Linked DNA regions of Homo sapiens: region 1 is linked to region 2. Evidence: read pairs that join two places in POLR2A ChIA-PET (ENCODE). Cell type or tissue: endothelial cell of umbilical vein. All regions are shown on one strand.

Region 1 (8,000 bases), 57 kb before region 2:
CATAGCCGGCGCATAATATGCCTTCAATAAATGTTTGAAATTATTATTCTCGATGGTGTCACGGTGCTGGCTGAAAGGCAGCATAGCTCAGCAGTTAAGCCAGACGGTCCGGGTTCAAATCCCATCTCTACCATGTAATAGCTGTGTGACCTTGGGTAAGTTACTCAACCTCTCTGTTCCCCCATCTATAAAATGGGGGAAATGACACTATCTATTTTATAGAGCTATTGCAAGGATTAGCATAGAAAATGCCTCAACCGTGCCTGCCACTGATGTCAGGTTTTATTATTGCTGTAACACTTTCCCCTATTCAGAGTTTCATCTCCTAGATCCCCGGGCACGGCAACAGCTGGCTTTCAGATCAGGGCCTCCCTGGGAGGTTTTAGTCTCAGCACAAGTCACCTGCCTTCCCCCTCTCTGGCTCCCAGCAGCCCCATCCTTCCCCCAGTCTTGGCCCGGGTTCCAGCACCGTCTCCTCCCCTCCCCTTTGCCCCTCAGCCCCAGGGTGACCAAAGCCTCTGCCTCGTGGGACGGCTTTCTAGCACTTTCCTCCTTTTAAGAGATTGACTGCAATTTCTATAGTAACATCACATTAGCCAGAAATTAATGTCCTCATTAAGATAGCAATTAGGCACATTAGCGTGGCAATAAAAGAGAAGCTTATGAAATAACTGCTGGTTCCAAAATGCCTTTTAATTTAGTATTTTATATTGTGCCATGTTATTAATTTTTTTCCCTCGGCAGAAGATAATAAGAGAAATGTTTGAATTGTGGGGAGGTTTAAAATAAAAAAAATTTTTGAGAAGGAAAGCAATGTTGATACCTGTAGACAGACGATCTGTCTTCTCCCCAAAACCCCATTGGTCCTGAGTCCATAGGGTGACTCCATGGGGTGTCAGAAGAGGGACAGCATTGATGGGTAGGGGGCCAGGCCATGTCCTGGGACTTTTGGCCAGGCTTGGCATCCAGCGGAGATTGGAGTGGAACAGCCTTTGATCCTAGAAGCAGGAGAAATGGTGCCATGTTTCTTTGCCCTAAACAACGAATACCTGTTGGTTTGGGATTTTCCCCCAATAGGCTCCATCTCCTGAATTCAAATTCTTTCAGCAAATGTTTCCTTGGTACCCTGTGGCTCTGACTCTGCTGTTGAGGGCTTTCCAGATTGTTGGAGACGACAGATGTATAAATGGGAAAATGCCATGATAAACTGGGAATGCAGTATTTTGCAACTTGTAATGAAATCATGGCTCTAGGCCGGGCACCGCGGCTCACGCCTGTAATCCCAGAACTTTGGGAGGGCAAGGTGGGAGGATCGCTTGAGGCCAGGAGTTCGAGATCAGTCTGGGAAACATAATGAGACCCCCCCGCAACCCCGTCTCTTAAAGAAAAAGAAAAGAAAGAAAGAAATCATGGATCTAGGACATGATTAGCCATGGATAGTAAAATCATTAGGGGAAAGGTGGATGAGGAATGGTTTTGTGTGGCCAGGCACAGTGGCTCACACCTGTAATTCCAGCACTTTGGGAGGCTCAGGCAGGCGGATCACCCGAGGTCAAGAGTTCGAGACTAGCCTGGCCAACATGGTGAAACCCCATCTCTACTAAAAATACAAAAATTAGCCCGCTGTGGTGGCAGGTGCCTGTAATTCCAACTACTCGAGAGGCTGAGGCAGGAGAATTGCTGGAACCTGGGAGGCAGGGGTTGCAGTGAGTCAAGATCGCGCCACTGCACTCCAGCCTGGGTGACAGAACAAGACTCTGTCTCAAAAAAAAAAAAAAAAAAAGAAAAAAAAGAAAAGAAAAAAAAGAAAAGGAAAAAAAGGAATGTTTTAGGGGAGGCCTGTTCTGCTCCCATCTGAGCCCTGGGTCAAATTTAGCGTCCTAGGCTGGACATGATGTGGCTCCCATTGGGAGCAGTAGTAGTAGGTTGGTGAGGGCCTGGAAGGAGACGTATCTCCCTGAGTTAAGGAGGGCACCTCAAAGGATCAGGCACATGAACAGAGACCTGAAGGAGGAAAAGCGGAGGATACACATAGAGATCTGGGGGAAGAAGGTTCCAGACAGGAGGAACAGCGGGTGCCAAGACTCTGGGGTGGGAACTAGCATGGAGAAGTAGAGATCAGCTAGGAGGCTGATGTGGCTGGACGGAAGTGAGAGAGAGAGGAGAGGAGGTGCAATGAGAGATATACCAAGGAAAGAAAACATGGGGCGCTGGGCACGGTGGCTCACGCTTGTAATCCCAGCACTTTGGGAGGCCAAGGCGGGCGGATCACCCGAGGTCAGGAGTTAGAGACCAGCCCGGCCAACACGGTGGAACACCGTCTCTATTAAAAATACAAAAATTAGTGGGTCATGGTGGTACATGTAATCCCAGCTACTCGGGAGGCTGAGGCAGGAGAAACGCTTGAGCCTGGGAGGCAGAGGCTGCAGTGAGCCGAGATCGCGCCACTGCAATCCAGCCTGGGCAACAAAGCGAGACTCCGTCTCAAAAAAAAAAAAAAAGAAAGAAAAAAGAAAGAAAGAAAGAAAAAGGAAAAATGGGGAATTTCATTGGAAGGCCATGCCAAAACACAAACAAAAAAGAAACAAATAAAGGAAAAATGGGGAAGGATTCCTCAGGAAGTTAAAGAGTTGACAATCAATTTCAGGGACCCCGGGATTTGAGTCTAGCTCCTTCGTGGGCAAGGGGACGTGCTGACCAATGCACACCTGTGCCTGCCAGGCTCCTTGTCAGTTACCTGTTGCCAGTTAAGCTGTCTAACAAAGGCCAGGCACAGTGGCTCATGCCTGTAATCCCAGCACTTTGAGAGGCCAGGCAGGTGGATCACTTGAGGCCACAAGTTTGAGACCAACCTGGCCAACATGGCAAAACCTCGTCTCTACTAAAAATACAAAAATTAGTCAGTCGTGGTGGCGGGTGTCTGTAATCCCACCTACTCGGGAGGCCGAGGCAGGAGAATCGCTTGAACCCGGGAGGGAGGCAGAGGTTGCAGTGAGCCAAGATTGCACCACTGCATTCCAGCCTGGGCCACAAAGTGAGACTGAGACAAAAAAAAAAAAAAAAAAAAAAAAAAAGCTGCCTAACAACGCCCAAATCCAGCAGCTTAGGACAATCAGCATTAATTTTGGCTTCGCAGGCTACAGGGCAGTTTTTCTGCTCCTGGCTGGGCTCACCCACCAGCGTCTATGGGTCCAAGAGTCACACTGTATTTATTCAGGCTGGGTCTTTTCGTATATTTGGGCCCGGCTGGCTATAGGCTGGTCTAGGACAACAGGATTCTTCCCTCATCCTCCAGCAGGCTAGCTCGGGCTTGGTCACCTGACAGGGGCAGGGTTTCCAGACGTCGACCAGAAAGATGCACCACCTCTTCAGGCCTAGATTGGGAAGTGACTTCACTTCTGCTGCAATCCATTGATTGGCCAAAGGAGATCACGAGACCAACCCAGATTCAAGGGGTGTGGAAGTAGGCTCCACCTCCCAGTGGGAGGAGCTACCTAGGCAAAGAGTATAGATGGTGGGCGGTAGAATTGGGTCCGTGAAGCCAACTTGACCAGCCCCATGATTCCTTTGGGGCTTTTGATAATCATTCCCTGCCCCTCCCTGGGTACCCCAAGGCATTCTATGGTCCTCGACCCTAGCTTTGGCCCCTGTAGAAGTTCTTTTTTTTTGAGACGGAGTCTCGCTTTGTCACCCAGGCTGGAGTGCAGTGGCGCGATCTCGGCTCACTGCAAGCTCCTCCTCCCGGGTTCACGCCATTCTCCTGCCTCAGTCTCCCGAACACCTGGGACTACAGGCGCCCGCCACCAAGCCCGGCTAATTTTTTGTATTTTTAGTAGAGACGGGGTTTCACTGCGTTAGCCAGGATGGTCTCGATCTCCTGTCCTCGTGATCCGCCCGTCTCGGTCTCCCAAAGTGCTGGATTACAGGCATGAGCCACCGCGCCCGGCCCTCTGTAGAAGTTCTTTCTGCCCAGGTTTGCTCTCTCTCTAAGCTCCCACAGGAGCTGTGGCTTGGGTTGTTCAAGGCCCCAAATTCCCGACTGGACTTCCTTTCTTCAGCTCTGCATTGGGGTGTGACCAGGACTGAAGTATTTTATTGAAATCATTGGCTCTCCTGATAGCAAACAGAGAGTTGGTGTCAGTAAGGCAGAGGAGAGTTTAGTCTGTAGTGTGCTATGGAGTAAGGGAGCAATGGAAATCGGGAGCTTAGTTTGAACACACTCAGTGTCCCCTTGTGCAGTGTCCAACCTGCCCAACCGTACCAGCCCACCCTGATTGAGGGACTAAAGAGTGGAGGAAAGGAAGGGGAAAGGGATTTCACTGACAGCTGGAGCCTTAGCCCTCGGGCCAAATGAAGGACCTTCCCAGAACAGAGTGACCCAGAAGGAAGCTGTGGCCCAACCACCAAGATGGGTAACCCTGACAGGCACAACCTGCCCTCTTGTCAATCAAGGCTGGACCACGTGGTGTGGGGAAGGGGTGAAGGACTAAGAGAGGGGGCAAAGAGGAGGGTAGGAAGGTCCTGGCCTAAACGACCCAGTTAGTTTCCCCATCACCCCCTACCCCCATCCTGTATCCCAGGGAAGTATAGTGCAGCTGGGTTCTTGGTTGCCATGGCGACTGACAAAAAAAAAGACTTGAGGGGAGGAAAACACCCCGGGGCATGAAGAAGCAATTTGCTCTCAGGTCTGGGAGTCAGCACCGGAATCAGAATGTCCTAAGAAGGAAAGAAAACTGAGCGAGCCGGGCTTGGGTAGGTGGCAAACCTTCCCAAGGCCCCCTGCCAGCCATCCTAAGAGAGAGAGGGTAGGGGCGACCCCAGCTCTGTGTGGGAGGCGCCAACTCTAAGCCCCCACCCCCGAGGCTGCCCCTCCCACCCGAAGCGTTTAGCACCCAGGGTCTGGGGTGGGGGGCGAGGCGGGGGCGGGGCTTCCCAACGGATTGCTTTTTTTTTTTTTTTTTTTTTTTTTTTTTTTTTTCTTAATTTCCAGTTCCGCCTTGGGACGAGTCCCTGGCTGGGGGAACCGCATCAGGCCTGACACCCATCCCATTCCCCCCTAAACCCAGAACGAGATCCAACCTCACTCCCCAGCCCCTTCCCGACCTCGCCGCTCAGGCTGTGATGGGAAGGTCCCTGGGAGTGGGGAGGAGGGCAAATTTAAACCCGGAGGGGATCCTGTAGCCCAGTTCTCCTCGGTTCCCTAAACCTCCAGGAAAGCGGAGAAAGTCACATTGTGGTGGCAGCAGCGGGTTTTTTTTTTAATCTGTTAATAAAACGCAAGTGAATCAAATCCGCCCTAAGGGAATTTGGGGGGCGCGGCGAGGCAGAGGCCATGGTGTTTGCAGAAGTTGGAAATTTAATAAGAAGGAAAAATAAAAATAGCCACTGTGCTGGAGAGAGAGAGAGAGAGAAGGTTGGGAGAAGCAGGCAAGTGTGGGACTCCTAGCTGGGTGGAAACGTGCAGAGGGGGCTGGGGAAGGCGAGGGCACCACTAGTCCGGAGGAGCAAGGGAGACACTGCTGGGGATACCAGGAGGGGAGTCTTTGGGGTGTCACCAGAACAGTCCAGTTCCTTGGCAGATTTTTCACCAGCAGTGAGCTGGGCACAGAGGTTGGGGTTTGGCCCTCTAAACACCTGGGTGTAGAGGTCCAGCCTCTGGTTACTTGGTCTTCACAGCGCCCCCCACCTTCTGAGCTACTCAAGAGATGGGGGACAGTAGCAGTACTGCCAAGAACAGTTGTGCAAGTTGCGCACTGCACAAGCATGCCAGACAGAGGCTAGAGCAGAAGCTAACATCATCTGTTCCCCTCACCACACATTGCATCTGCCCAGAGGAAGAGGTACCTTTTATTTATTTTATTTTATTTTATTTATTTTATTTTTTGAGATGGAGTCTCACTGTTATTGCCTGGGCTGGAGTGCAATGGCACGATCTCAGCTCACTGAAACCTCTGCCTCCCAGGTTCCAGCAATTCTCCTGCCTCAGCCTCCCGAGTAGCTGAGATTACAGGCGCCCACCACCACGCCCAGCTAATTTTTGTATTTTTAATAGAGACGAGGTTTCACCATGTTGGCCAGGCTGGTCTCGAACTCCTGACCTCAGGTGAGCTGCCCACCTCAGCCTCCCAAAGTGTGGGATTACAGGCATGAGCCACGGCACCCAGCAAGGAAGGGGTACCTTTTAAAGATCTACACAAGGCCGGGCGCCATGACTCATGCCTGTAATCCCAGCACTTTGGGAGGCCAAGACGGAAGGATCGCCCAGGACCTGAAGACCAGCCTAAGCAGCATAGGGAGACCACCATCTCTACAATAAATAAATAATGAGAAAATAAACATCCTGGCCGGGCGTTGTGGCTCACGCCTGTAATCCCACTGCTTTGAGAGGCCTAGGCAGGCAGATTGCTTGAGCTCAGGAGTTCAAGACCAGCTTGGGCAACATGGTGAATCCCTGTCTCTATGAAAAATACAAAAATTACCCAGGCATGGTGGCGCACAACTGTGGTCCCAGCTACTCAGGGGGCTGAGGTGGGAGGATCGCTGGAGTGGAGGCTGCAGTGAGCTGTGATCACGCCACTGCACACCAGCCTGTGTGACAGAGTGAGATCCAGCCTCAAAAAAAAAGAGAAAAGTCCACACAAAGTTGACAGTGAACCAGCTGCATCTCTGAACACATCCAGTGATACCCCCTCCACCCCGCTCCAGGAAACCCAAGATTGCTGACAGGCCCAGCTACAGCAGCTTTGAGCTGGCTGCAGCCTGTGGGGTCCTCTGGGAGCAGCTGAATGGAATTTGTTCATGCTTTCACTCAACAAGTATTTACTGGGTGTTTATTTCATGCCAGGTGCCGTGCTGGGCAGTGAATGAATGAACCTTGCCCTGGGGTTAACACTCCAGTGGGATGAACAGACAAACCCCACAAGCACTGCATACGGTATGCAAAATGGGGTGCATGCTATGGAGGGAAATACAGCTGGGAAGGGTGGGGGCGGGCAGGGGCCCTGGGTGCAATTTTTACAAAGTGACCTCACTGAGGAGGTGACATTGCAGCAAACCCAGAAGCAGGCAAGGAGGAGTCATGTGGCTGGCTGAGGGAACAGCATTTTAGGCAGGGGGAACAGCCTGTGCAAAGCACTGAGACCTTGTTTTGTGAATTGAGCACCTTGAAATATGGGTTGCTTGGCCCTAGTTAAGGTTCTGAAAGAGCCTTTAATTTTTTTTCCCCTAGACCTGGGTGGGGCGGCTCATGCCTGTAATCCTAACTACTCAAGAGGCTGAGGTGGGAGGATCACTTAAGTCCAGAAGGTTGAGGCTGCAGTGAGCCATGATCATACCACACGGCACTTCAGCCTGGGTGACAGAGCAAGACTTTGTCTCAAAAACAAAAAACAAAAAAATCCAATTCCGGCCAGGTGCGGTGGCTCATGCCTGTAATCCTAGCACTTTGGGAGGCCGAGGCAGCTGGATCACAAGGTCAGGAGTTCGAGACCAGCCTGGCCAAGATGGTGAAACCCCGTCTCTACTAAAAATAAAAAAAAATTAGCTGGGCGTGGTGGCATGTGCCTGTAGTCCCAGCTACTCGGGAGGCTGAGGCAGGAGAATTCCTTGAACCTGGGAGGCGGAGGTTGCAGTGAGCCGAGATCGTGCACTGCACTCTAGCCTGGGCGACAGAGCGAGACTCCATCTCAAAAAAAAAGAAAAAAAAAATCCAATTCCAACCTATACAAGGCAGCAGCTGTGAGGTGACACAAGTATGAACCCCATTAAGTCCCCCCAAAAGCCAAGAATCTTGGATTTCCTTCACAAGTGAATGACCCCCCCAAATCTTGAAGGAAAATCATTCTAGCAGCAAATCCTAGACAGGAGTTACTATCAGCCAGATATTGCCATCTGCCTTAACTGGTTTAATCCTGACAGTGAACCCCAATGATGTAGAAAATGTTACCACCATTTTTTTTTTTTAATACAGAGTCTTGCTCTGTCCCCCAGGCTGGAGTGCG
Region 2 (8,000 bases):
CCTGCCTCAGCCTCCCTAGTAGCTGGGACTACAGGCGCCCACCACCACGCCTGGCTAATTTTTTGTATTTTTAGTAGAGACGGGGTTTCACCGTGTTAGCCAGGATGGTCTCGAGCTCCTGACCTCGTGGTCTGCCCGCCTCGGCCTCCCAAAGTGCTGGGATTACAGGCGTGAGCCACCGCGCCCGGTCCTGTGTTTTGCATTTTCAATAGAGTGGTCAGGAGGTAACATATAAGCAGAGTTCAAGGAGGGTGCAAAGTAAGGGGTCCTGTTGACTCTGCCCCTAAGACATGCCGAAAACCTAACGTTTTCCCCCAGCATCCCGTTCTGGGCCTCCATCACCTGCCTCTCACCTGCATGACAGTGGTGATCACCTCACGAATCTCCTGGGTCCCTCTCAAATTGACTATATAATTTATTTATTTAGAGACCAGGTCTCGCTATGCTGCCCAGGCTGGTCTCGAACTCCTGGGCTCAAGCGATCCTCCCGCCTTGACCTCCCAAAGTGCTAGGATTACAGGCATGAGTCACTGCGCCCGGCTGACCTGTATAATTAAAAAATAATAATAATCTATAAATAATATATATTTTTTAAGAGATAGGAGTATCGCTCGGTCACCCAGGCTGGAGTGCAGTGTTGCAGTCATAGCTCACTGCAGTCTCTAACTCCCAGGCTCAAGTGATCCTCCCACTTCAGCCTCCCAGGTAACTGGGATTACAGGAGCACACCAGCATTCCTATCATTTTCTTTCCTTCCTTCCTCCCTTCCTTCTTATCTTCCTTCCTTCCTTTTTTTTTTTTTTTTTTTTGGCATCTCACTCTATTGCCCAGGCTGGACTGCAGTGGTGCGATCTCAGCTCACTGCAACCTCTGCCCCTGGGTTCAAGTGATTCTCCTGCCTCAGCCTCTGGAGTACCTGGGACTATGGGCACGTGCCACCACGCCCGGCTTTTTTTGTATTTTTAGTAGAGATGGGGTTTCTCCGTGTTGGCCAGGCTGGTCTCAAACTCCTGGCCTCAAATGATTTGCCAGCCTCTATCTCCCAAAGTGCCAGGATTACAGGTGTAAGACACCGTGCCCCGGCCCCTAGCATTTTTTTTTTTTTTGAGGCAGTCTCACTCTGTTGCCCAGTTTGGAGTGCAGTGGCACAATCTTGGGTCACTGCAACCTCTGCTTCCTGGGTTCAAGCGATTCTCCTGCCTCAGCCTCCCGAGTAGCTGGGATTGCAGGCGCCCGCCACCACGCTGTAGGGGTGGGTTGCCCCTCCACACCTGTGGGTGTTTCTCGTAAGGTGGGACGAGAGATTTGGAAAAGAAAAAGACACAGAGACAAAGTATAGAGAAAGAAATAAGGGGACCCGGGGAACCAGCGTTCAGCATATGGAGGATCCCGCCAGCCTCTGAGTTCCCTTAGTATTTATTCATCATTTGTGGGTGTTTCTCGAAGAGGGGGATGTGTCAGGGTCACAAGACAATTGTGGGGAGAGGGTCAGCAGACAAACACGTGAACAAAGGTCTTTGCATCATAGACAATGTAAAGGATTAAGTGCTGTGCTTTTAGATATGCATACACATAAACATCTCAATGCTTTACAAAGTAGTATTGCTGCCCGCAGGTCCCACCTCCAGCCCTAAGGCGGTTTTTCCCTATCTCAGTAGATGGAGCATACAATCGGGTTTTATACCGAGACATTCCATTGCCCAGGGACAGGCAGGAGACAGATGCCTTCCTCTTGTCTCGACTGCAAGAGGCATTCCTTCCTCTTTTACTAATCCTCCTCAGCACAGACCCTTTACGGGTGTCGGGCTGGGGGACGGTCAGGTCTTTCCCTTCCCACGAGGCCATATTTCAGACTATCACATGGGGAGAAACCTTGGACAATACCTGGCTTTCCTAGGCAGAGGTCCCTGCGGCCTTCCGCAGTTTTTGTGTCCCTGGGTACTTGAGATTAGGGAGTGGTGATGACTCTTAAGGAGCATGCTGCCTTCAAGCATCTGTTTAACAAAGCACATCTTGCACCGCCCTTAATCCATTTAACTCTGAGTTGACACAGCACACGTTTCAGAGAGCACGGGGTTGGGGGTAAGGTTATAGATTAACAGAATCTCAAGGCAGAAGAATTTTTCTTAGTACATAACAAAATGGAGTCTCCTATGTCTACTTCTTTCTACACAGACACAGTAACAATCTGATCTCTCTTGCTTTTCCCCACACACGCCCGGCTGATTTTTGTAGTTTTAGTGGAGACGGTGTTTCAGCATCTTGGCCAGGCTGGTCTTGAACTCCTGACCTTGTGATCCACCCGCCTCGGCCTCCCAAAGTACTGGGATTACAGGCGTGAGCCACCGTGACTGCCGGCCACCATTTTTAATTGAGCTAAAATTCCCACAACAAAAAATTAACCACCAACCATTTTAAGGTGGACGATGTCATGTCATGTCATAGTACATTCATCATGTCTAGTTCCAAGACATTTTTCATCATCCCCTTAAGAAAACTCACACCCGTTAGCAGTCACTCCCCATTCCCTCCTCCCCCAGCCCTGGGCCACCCCTCATCCGCTTTCTGTCTCTCTGGATTTGCCTGTTCTGGACATTTCATATAAATTTCATATAAATAGAACATATAATGGTACACTATGGGAACTTTTGTGCCTGGCTTCTTTTGAGCATGGTGTTTTCAAGTTTCATCCCTGTTGTAGTGTGTACCAGGACATCTTTCCTTTTAATGGTTGGAAAATATTCCATTGTATGAATATACATTTTGTTTATCTGTTCATCTACTGATAAACATTTGGATTGTTTTCACGTTTTTACTATGGTGAGTAGTGCTGCTAGGAACATCTACATACAAGTATCTGTTTAGGAGGCTGTTTTCAATTCTTTCGGTTATACTTAGGAGAGAAATTGCTGAATCATACAGCATTTTTTTTTTTTTTGAGACAGGGTCTTGCTCTGCCGCCCAGGCTGGAGTGCAGTGGTGCAATCATAGCTCACTGCAGCCTCGACCTCCCAGGCTCAAATGATCCTCCCATTTCAGCCCCCGATCCTGAGTAGCTGGGACTATAGGTGCAAGCCACCCTGCCCAGGTAATGTTTGTATATTTTGTAGAAACCGTGTCTCACTATGTTGCCCAAGCTGGTCTTGAACTCCTGGACTGAAACGAACCTCCCATCTTGGCCTCCCAAAGTGCTGGGATTACAGGCGTGAGACACCGTGCCCTGCCTCATATAGTAATTCTGTGTTATAGTTATTGAGGGAGCACTCATATAATCTTTTATTTTATTTATTTATTTATTTATTTTTATTTATTTGTTTTTTTGAGACAGAGTCTGGCTCTGTTGCCCAGGCTGGAGTGCAGTGACATGATCTTGGCTCACTGCAAGCTCCGCCTCCTCGGTTCACACTATTCTCCTGCCTCAGCCTCCCGAGTAGCTGGGACTACAGGTGCCCACCACCACGCCCGGCTAATTTTTTGTATTTTTAGTAGAGACGGGGTTTCACTGTGTTAGCCAGGATGGTTTCGATCTCCTGACCTCGTGATCCACCCGCCTCGGCCTCCCAAAGTGCTGGGATTACAGGTGTGAGCCACCGTGCCTGGCCTATTTTATTTATTCTTATTTTAACATTTTGTTTTAGAGACAGGGTTGGGGGGTTTTAGAGAGGATAGGTTGGGGGCGGGGAATAATTCCAACTGTGGTCTTTTTCTTTTCTCACCCTGTTGCCCAGGCTGGAGTGCAGTGGCTATTCACAGACGTGATTCCACTACTGATCAACACAGGAGTTTTAACCTGCTGTGTTTCCAACCTGGGCCAGTTGACTCTTCCTTAGGCAACCTGGTGGTCCCCTGCTCTTGGGGGGTCACCACATTGACGTTGATGGTCATGGCACACACCACCTCCCGGAAGTCCTAGGATCAAGCCTGTGTGCGTGAATCCTCCTGCCTCAGCTAGGATACAGGATCACACCACCAAGCCCAGCCCTATAATCTTTTAAACATCCAAATAAGATCATGCCACCCACTTCTGAAAGCCCTCTTGGGGTTCCTAGTATCACTGGGAATATAATCTAGACCCTCTCCTGGCCTCCCACCATGCTAGCCTAGCCCTGGTGCCTTTCAAATAGTCCTGCCTAGCTAGGCGCAGTGGCTCACACCTGTAATGCCAGCATTTTGGGAGACCGAGGCGGGAGGATCGCTTGAGCCTGGGAGTTTGAGAACAGCCTGGGCAACATTGTGGAACTCTGTCTCTACAAAAATACAAAATTAGCCAGGCATGGTGGCATACGCCTGTTGTCCCAGCTACTCAGGAGGCTGAGGCAGGAGACTTGCTTGAACATAGGAAACAGGTTGCAGTGAGCTGAGATTGAGCCATTACACTCCAGCCTGGACAACAGAGTGAGAAAAGAAAAAGACCACAGTTGGAATTATTCCCCTTCCCCACCCTATCCTCCCAGCCCAAATCCGGGACCCGGCTCGGAACCTAACTTTTTTTTTTTTAGACGGAGTCTTGCTCTGTCTCCAGGCTGGATTGCAGTGGTGCGATCTTGGCTCACCACAACCTCCAGCTCCCGGATTCAAGTGATTCTCCTGCCTCAGCCTCCCAAGTAGCTGGGATTACAGGCACGCGCCACCATGCCTGGCTAATTTTGTATTTTTAGTACAGACAGGGTTTCTCCATGTTTGTCAGGCTGGTCTCGAACTCCCAACCTCTGGTGATCTGCCCACCTCGGCCTCCCAAAGTAATGGGATTACAGACGTGAGCCACTGCACCCGGCCTATAACTACATTTTTTAACTACTTGGGCATGTTCTGGAGCCTTCGTTGCCCCTTCTGTAAGATGGGGAGAAAGTCCCCCACCCACAGAGTTACCATAAAGTATAAATGAGAGCATTCGTGCTCATTTGAGCCATTTCTCGGCCAGCCTGAACCTCTCCCCGGGCACCAACTTCATGCCTCCACTTGGACATATCAAACCAAAGGCTTGGATCTAACCTACAAAACTGCCCCCTCTCCATCCTCTCCATCCTTCCAGGGGCTCACTCAGCTCACAAATTTTGACTTACCTCTTTCCCTCGTATCCCACTTCCAATCCATCTGCTCCACCTTCAAAATATACCCCCTGAGGACGGGCGCGGTGGCTCACGCCTGTAATCCCAGCACTTTGGGAGACTGAGGTGGGCAGATCATCTGAGGATGGGAGTTCAAGACCAGCCTGACCAACACGGAGAAACCCCGTCTCTACTAAAAATACAAAATTAGCTGGGCGTGGTGGTGTGTGCCTGTAATCCCAGCTACTCCGGAGGCTGAGGCAGGATAATGGCTTGAACCCGGGAGGTGGAGGTTGTGGTAAGCTGAGATCACACCATTGCACTCCAGCCTGGGCAACAAGAGTGAAACTGCGTCTCAAACAAAACAAAACAAAAAACAAACAACAAAAAAACCTGGCTGGGTGCAGTGGCTCATTTCTGTAATCCCAGCACTTTGGGAGGCTGAGGCGGGCAGATCATTTGAGGTCAGGAGTTCAAGACCGGCCTGGCCAACATGGTGAAACCCTGTTTCTACTGAAAAAAAAAAAAAAAATCAAAAATTAGCCTGGCATGGAGGCGCATTCCTGTAATCCCAGCTACTTGGGAGGCTGAAGTAGGAGAATCAATTGAATCTGGGAGGCAGAGGTTGCACTGAGTCGAGATCATGCTACTGCACTCCAGCCTGGATGACACAGAGTGAGACTCCATCTCAAAAAAAAAAAATAAAAATAAAATAAAATAAAATAAAATAAAAGAACACAGTTGGAATTACTCCCTGCCCCCAACCTATCCTCCTAGCCCAATTCTGGGACCTCTTCATCTTGCCCTCCACTTGGCTTGGCAGTGGGGGTGGAACTGAATGGAGCTCAGAAATCGCCCAAGGTTGGCCTGCCACCACGGCTCACACCTGTAATCCCAGCCCTTTGGGAGACTTAGGAAGGAGGATCATTTGAGTCCGGGAGTTTGAGACCAGTCTGGGCAACATAGCAAGCTATGAAAAAAAAAAATACAAAAATTAGCTGGGTGTGGTGGCTCGTGCAGTGAGCTGCAGTGAGCTATGATTTCATCACTGCACTCCAACCTGGGCGACAGAAAGAGACCCTGTCTCCAAAAATAAATAAATAGTGTGGCGCGGTAGCTCACGCCTGTAGTCCTAACATTTTGGGAGGCCGAGGTGGGCGGATCACTTGAGGTCAGGAGTTCGAGACCAGCCTAGCCAACATGGTGAAACCCTGTCCCTACTAAAAATATGAAACTTAGCCGGAAATCACTTGAACCCGGGAGAGGGAGGTTGCAGTGAGCAGAGATCGTGCCACTGCACTCCAGCCTGGGCAACAGAGCGAGACTCCTCAAAATAAATAAATAAATAAAAATATAAATAAATAAATAAAAGAAGTTGCCTAAGATGGGGGTACAGGGAGCCTCTGGAAAGGCCAGGGACACACAAAACTTCACCCACACCTCAAGGCTTGGATAGGTCCATCCTCCACTCCCTGGCACCTGCTGACTTTCCAGGGCTCATTCCATCACACATTCTGTGTCCATCTTCTCCATGACGAAGGAAGCGCCCAGAGAAGGCTCCCTGCCTTGTTCCCTGTGCACTGGAGGCACATCCTCAATGCATCACACTGCACCTGACAGGTAAGGGCATATAAGGTGCGTGCTGTGTGTTTGAGGCGTAAATGGAAGGAATGAATACGTGCACGGAGCAGTGAAATGAACAGCAGGGTTGTGCATCCTATACCGAGTGGGCTCTAGGAAAACACGGGCTGGGGGCGCCTGGTGGGCAGTGGCTGTCTGGCGTTGCGCTGACCTGTCCAGGAGCCTGAGGCAGGGCACCCGGGAACGAGGGCGCTGGGCCTGAGGCAAAGGGAAGCTGAGCACTGGGGCGAAGCAGAGCCTTCAGGACTGTGAGGTTGGGGGCCCAACCGAGGCAGTGGGCGCAATACATGGAAGGCACAGAGAGGGGACAGACAAGGCATAGGCGAGCCCAGCTGTGTCTGACGCTGGGATGCTGGAGGTGCTAGGCGTACAAAATGTGGGGTCCCAGATACGCAGGAGAACACAGGGTGCCCTAGGCATAGGGCACCCTGGGCGTGCGGGTTCTATAGCACAGGGTGCACAGAAGATGGGGCGTCCAGGTGCAGGGTTCATAGAACATGGGGTACTCGAGGCGCGTGGCACCGTGGGCGTGGAGGTCCCGTGGGACGGAATACACAGAGCGTGGGGTGTCTCAGGCGCGGGGCTCATGGGAATCCCAAGGCGCAAGGTGGGAGGCTGGAAGCGAGGAGCGCCCTGGGAGCAGGGTGTCCGAAGCGCGGGTACCGATCTGGGCAGCGCGGGGCACGCGGCGCGCGGGCGAGTCTGCGTGCGCGCGCGGACGCCTTGGTTCCCGGAGCCCAGTTGCTGGCGCGGCCTCCACTGCGGCTGCGAAGCCGAAGGTCTGAGGTGCGCCAGGGCTCTTTACGCGGCCCCCAGCCTCTCCGCACCCTTTGTCTCCTGAGCACGCCGCTCACAAGTCCAGGAGACATGGATCAGATGGAGGCTGGAGAGCCGATCCCAGCTGGGACCAGTGGGGTTTAGAGGGTCTAGAAAGGGGTGAGGGGCGAGGGTGAGGGGGTTCTGGCTGGGGTTTTCCAAACTGAGCTGAGGGTGCCTTAAAGAATGTCGTTGCTTTCCCTCATATAAGTAAAGGCCACTCCTTCTCGTAGCCTCTGGAGAGTGCAAGTTAGAACCACCTCCTAGGCTAGCTCTGTAGGGGGAAGTGGGTGGGCTGCTCAGGGCTGGAGGGTGGGGTGGGGACAAAGGCCTGGAGCAAGAGAACAAGGAGGTGACAAGCTTTTCCTGAGCGTCAAGTTCTGTTCCCTTTTCGGTACTGCTAGGTTTATAGAAAGCTGGCTGCCTGGAGTGCCCTCCATCTCAAAGCCTTCATGGGTCTTACTTGCTACTGTCAGTATCTCAAACTGGGAAATT

Evidence for each region. Peaks named below come from ENCODE experiments on the same cell type or tissue, not always from the same donor. Only the 100,000 strongest peaks of a DNase experiment are listed, where the experiment ranks them.
Region 1: POLR2A ChIA-PET joins it to region 2 with 10 read pairs; 2 of 35 experiments call an interaction of 5 or more read pairs at or near these places.

The regions. Positions count from the first base shown.
Region 1 is chr17:30,641,523-30,649,522 of GRCh38, forward strand. It overlaps LOC105371723 (a long non-coding RNA gene), which reads left to right and starts at 5,522. Exons shown (of 4, transcript XR_001753096.2): 1 at 5,522-5,840; 2 at 6,845-6,934. RefSeq lists a silencer at 4,329-4,623. In endothelial cell of umbilical vein, no CTCF peak of the experiment used is centred here; no DNase peak of the experiment used is centred here.
Region 2 is chr17:30,698,796-30,706,795 of GRCh38, forward strand. LOC105371723 (a long non-coding RNA gene) reads left to right here. Exons shown (of 4, transcript XR_001753096.2): 4 at 6,543-6,670. It also overlaps the pseudogene RN7SL316P. Among named protein-coding and RNA genes, the nearest start is that of CRLF3, 120 kb to the right of the region's middle. RefSeq lists enhancers at 608-1,581, 1,582-2,555. In endothelial cell of umbilical vein, no CTCF peak of the experiment used is centred here; no DNase peak of the experiment used is centred here; H3K27me3 peaks cover 1,093 bases.